Regions from separate parts of the Homo sapiens genome. Here region 2 is linked to region 1. A link is a loop called in an ENCODE intact Hi-C map of the cell type or tissue named here. Cell type or tissue: endothelial cell of umbilical vein. All regions are shown on one strand. Region 1 overlaps COL23A1 (collagen type XXIII alpha 1 chain). Region 2 overlaps COL23A1 (collagen type XXIII alpha 1 chain).

Region 1 (2,500 bases):
TATGTTCCAGTTCATTAATTCTTCAGCTTTATCTAATCTCCTATTTAACTCACCCATTAAATGTTTTTATTTCAACCATTATACTTTTTGTGTATAGATGCTACATTTCCCCCAAAACTTCTTACTCAGTCCTCGTAGTCTCTTCTTGTTTCCTTATCTTTGTGATTACATGTTTCTGTAAACATTTTATGTGTAGCTGTTCTGTAATTCCATTTCTGGTCATTTCGGTATGGAGGAGAGACATCTTTGTTGCTTCTTGTTTCTCCTGACTCTCATCCACAGGGCCTTGCCTTCTTCCACGTTAATCTTTGATTATGAGCTCATTGCTTGACCATCATTTGTGGGACTCCTTACTCTAAATTGGAGAATTTTTCCTCCAGGTCAGATTTGCTTCTCCAACGGCCAGCAGCCCTGGGGATACACTGCTGTGGAACTATATGAGCCATTTCTGAGGATCTTGATGCAGCAAAGCTGGACATTCCAGCCCAGTTTCCTTTGCTGTTGACTTGAGGCTCTGTGTCCTGATAGCGATGCCTCTGTTGCCATTAGGACCGCGTGGCTCCTCAGGTTCCTTGCTGCTCTGGCACTGCACAGCTCATGGTTTTGTTTTCTATGTAGTGGGTGGGATCCTTGACAAACCATTTGCTTCTTTTGGTAGCAGTACTGACTCAAAGAGTGTTTCCTATCCACAGAACACCGTGACAGCCATTATACCAGACGTAGAGTTCTGAGATGAGATTTTTCAGTCCTCAGCCAGGAAACCAAATGGAATTCTAGGAGCTTAAGACAATGTGTCTCAGGAGGACAAGGATCCTCTCAGAGAGGCCCAATGAAGCCACTGGGCCTTAAAAATCAGGTCTCACGCTCCCATGTTTCAGAAGGCTATTAGTCACTGTGTTTTTTATGTAAGATTTCACATGAGAAATTTCTTTCAGAATTGAGTGCCAGGAAAAGCTTTGTTTTGCCAGAGGGATTAGCCTACTTCCTCTGTCTATGGCAAGAGCTTTGTAATACATCTTATTTCCCTTTTTGCCCAAGCTGCCAGGAAGCAGTCATTGATTAAAAACAGATGCCAAATCATATTGGCTTGTTTAGTCCTTAGAATGGGCTTCCTCCTCTTTGTCATAGTCATGATTTCTACTTGTATGTCTATAGTAACATTTATAGCATATCTACCTAAATAGCTCTTTTATGGGAAGAGGCAAGTTATAAGTAAAATAAGTTAAAGTTTATAAATATTTTACATTTACATTTTCTTCCCATGTATTCTTAAAATATCAAAAAAGATTAATCTGAAATATTTATGCAAATTAGTCCGGCTACAACTTCTGAAGCTTCATCCCTAAGACATGAGTAAGTGAGCGTGGCTTCCCGTAGAACAAGAAGGCATTCCTTTCTCTGCCCTTCTTTCTCATGGGCAGCTGTGTCCAGACTGTTCTGAACTGGAGTCTCCATTTACCTCCCTTTCCCTTCATTGTGGAGCAGGGGCAGAGTGAGTGGCTTCGGGGCCTCATCTTGTTTAAGATTAAAAACTAAACCGTGTATATACTAAGACATTTCCCCAGAGAGTTGAGAGTATACTAACACACATTCTGTTCCCAGCAGGTGAAAGGGGGTCGGTATTTTAATCCCTCATATTATGGATGGCAGCACTCAGGTACCCTGGACAAGCTCGTTCAGTGAGAATCCTGCCTCCTACCCTGTCCCATGCGTTGATTCAGTTATTGACTATCCCTTCTGACCAAAGGGGTGAAATGAAGCACTTAAGAACATGGGTTTGGAGCTCGACTGCCTGGTTCGTATCTCTCTGCCACTTACCATAGACTTACTTATTTCAGCAAAGTTACTTCCCTCTCTGGGCTGTAGTTTTCTCATCTGAAAAATAGGAAAAGTAATAGTGTCTATTGCCCAAAGTTGTCATGAGGACTAAAAGACTCAATATAGGGAAGGTGCTTGGAACGGCTAGAAAGCATTCACAGATGTTAACCATTGTCAATGCTATGGGGATTCCTTCCCATCTTTTACTTACCCTGTCTCCTGAGCCTCTCTAGCTCAGCCCCCACTATTTTCATATTGCAGCTTGCTGTTTCTTGGTCCCCGTGCCCTCTCTCCTTCCTCCCCCTTCCCACTCTCCTTGACCAGCTTCTTCCATCCCTATGGTTCTAGCCTCCCTCATAATCTGAGGCTAGCAAATTCCTTCCCAGTCTGTTTTCCATGCATTGGTGCCCTACAGTCAACTCCCCACCCTTCTCCCCCATCTCAGAGTGGCATCTAGCATCTCTCCAGAGGATTCGGGCTGTTAAGTTTAAATGTTCTTACATTCATTCATTAATTCATTCATTCCAGTAGTGCCTCTGGGTCTTTCCCTCACTGAAGTTCACGATTGGCCTCAGGTCTGGGGCTATGTCAGACCATCCTCTATGCCCTTGACTTTGATCACTTATGATTCTCACCATGAGCAGAATATTAACCTCTGTAACCCAAATTCATCCTCTCTGAA
Region 2 (2,500 bases), 52 kb before region 1:
GAGTTGGTAGCTATACTTTTTCTGCATGTTTTCTGTATATTATATTTTATTAAATATGTGTACCATGGCAATATATTTTATTGTCCTACTACTTGTTATTTGTGTGTCTTTTCATCTGTTTTATCCCTTCATTTTTTTTTTCAAGAAGTATTTGTATGGGTCCGGGCATGGTGGCTCATGCCTGTAATCCCAGCACTTTGGGAGGCCGAGGCGGGTGGATAACCTGAGGTCAGGAGTTCGAGACCAGCCTGACCAACATGGTGAAACCCCGTCTCTACTAAAAATACAAAAATTAGCCGGGTGTGGTGGCATGCGCCTGTTATCCCAGCTCCTCGGGGCTGAGGCAGGAGAATTGCTTGAACCTGGGAAGCGGAGGTTGCAGTGAGCCGAGATCGTGCCATTGCACTCCAGCCTGGGCAACAGAGCGAGACTCCATCTCAAAAAAAAAGAAGTATTTGTATGGATGCTTGCAGGTCTAGTCATTTCCTGTGACTGTCGTTTCTACAATGGAGCACTGCAGCATGCCATCGCAGTGTATGAACATACTACTATTCATCTCGTCTGCTGCTGATAGACATTTATTTTTATTTAAGTTTTTGTTGTTTTTGCTATTAAAAAGCCTTGATGGACATTTTTAAAAATTCTGTATAGAAAGCAAATGCCACCTTAAGTTTGAAAATAAGTGACAAAATGAAAAAACAATTTCAACACATACAACAAATACATAGTTAATATGCATGAGATATAAAGTGCTCTTATACAAGAATAAGGACAAGCCAGAGGCTCTAGTAAAGAATGGGCAAAGATGGGAAACAGAGGTTGCAGGGAGCCGAGATTGCGCCACTGCACTCCAGCTTGGTGACAGAATGAGACTCTGTCTCAAAAAAAAAAAAAAAAAAGAATAGGCAAAGGATGTGGATAGGGATCCCCACAGGACATTGGCAGGACGTGGAGGTGGACTGAGTGAGGGGGAGCAAGGGAGAGGGAAGATCGGGTGACTCCCGGTTTTTGGATGATGCCCAGATTTTTGAGTTGGGAACTCACTGGTGCCACTTGCCAGGATGAGAGCAGGACCAGGATGGGGACGATTAAGAGTTTGTTGAGATCTGTTAATTTTGGCATGACTGTGGGACATATGAGAGGAGATATGCAATCAGCCCTTGGATTAAATGGCCCAAAAAAGGTGGAGGCAGCAGTGCAGGGCCCGGCCGGAGTGGGCATTTGTCACAGTGATTCTGACTACATCTGTACACACGGTGCCGGGAGTGATGCTGCTATGCTGGCTGCCTTCCTTAGCCCAGAGTCCAGCAGGCCTCTTTGTTCTTTACAGAGTTTGCCAAGGTTCCCCAGAGAAACAGAACCAATAGGGTGTGTGTGTGGGGGTGAGGGGGGGTATGTGTGTGTGGGTGTGGGGGTGGGTGTGTTTGTGGGTGGGTGTGTGTGGGTGGGTATGGGGGTGTGTGGGGGGTGGGTGTGGGTATGTGGGTGTAGGTGTGTGGGTGTGTGTGGGGGGTGGGTGTGGGTGTAAGTGTGCGTGTGGGATGTGTGTATGGGTGGGTGTGGGGTGTGGGTGTGTATGGGGGTGTGGGTGTGGGTGTGTGTAGGTGGGTGGGTGTGGGGGTGTGTAGGTGGGTGGGTGTGGGGGTGTGTGTCAGTGTGTGTGGGGGGTGTGTGGGGGGTGGGTATGTGGGTATAGGTGTGGGTGTGGGGGTGTGTGGGGTGGGTGTGTGGGTGTGGGGGGTGTGTATGGGTGTGTGTGTGGGTGTGTGGGGGGTGGGTGTGTGGGGGGTGTGTATGGGGGGTGTGTGTGTGTGGGGGGGTGTGGGTGGGTGTGTGTGGGGGGTGTGTGTGTGGGTGGTTGTGGGGGTGTGGGTGTAGGTGTGTGTGGGGGTGTGTATGGGGGTGTGTGGGTGTGTTTGTGGGTGTGAGTGTGTGGGTGTGGGGGTGTGTATGGGGATGTGTGGGTGTGTGTGTGGGTGTGTGGGTGTGTGTGCCCACACGTGCATGCATAAAGAGATTTATTTGAAGGAATTGGCTCACGTGATTATGGGGACTATCAAGTCCAAAATCTGGCCCAGGAGAGCCAATATTCTTACCCATGTTCTTTCCCATGTTCTCGCCACCCGCCTTTTTTCTCACTGCCGGTCATAGAGGTGACTTGGGCCAGGGCTCGGCTCTGCTGAGTTCCGAGTGTGCCCCAGGGGCTGATGATTGAAAGTCATTTGCATTTAGCTCGGTGCTGGCGTGAATCAGATACTGTCGGGGTACTTGCCACTCAGTGTCACGGAAATGTATTCCCTACGGGGAAATAGTTTGGAAATACCTTCCCTGAAAAGCCTTCTCTACCTTTTGCAGCTGACATTTCCTGTTTTACTTCCCAAATTGCCTGAATTGAGCAGAGTTTGGGAGCTCTGTGGACCCAGGCGCTCCCAGAAGGATGCCCCCCAAGCTTGGAAGGCCACTCTGCATGCGAGCGGCTTCCCTCCGGCTTCTCTGCCCT

The links. Hi-C counts contacts between places; a loop is a spot of excess contacts. Peaks named below come from ENCODE experiments on the same cell type or tissue, not always from the same donor. Only the 100,000 strongest peaks of a DNase experiment are listed, where the experiment ranks them.
Region 2: a loop joins it to region 1, with 10 times the contacts of the local background. A loop is called at or near these places in 2 of 110 quality-filtered maps.

What each region holds. Positions count from the first base shown.
Region 1 is chr5:178,495,292-178,497,791 of GRCh38, reverse strand. The region is part of intron 2 of COL23A1 (collagen type XXIII alpha 1 chain); the gene reads left to right. Among named protein-coding and RNA genes, the nearest start is that of COL23A1, 94 kb to the left of the region's middle. In endothelial cell of umbilical vein, no CTCF peak of the experiment used is centred here; a DNase peak (open chromatin) is centred at 961; H3K27ac peaks cover 1,592 bases.
Region 2 is chr5:178,546,953-178,549,452 of GRCh38, reverse strand. All of the region lies in intron 2 of COL23A1 (collagen type XXIII alpha 1 chain), which reads left to right. Among named protein-coding and RNA genes, the nearest start is that of COL23A1, 42 kb to the left of the region's middle. In endothelial cell of umbilical vein, no CTCF peak of the experiment used is centred here; no DNase peak of the experiment used is centred here.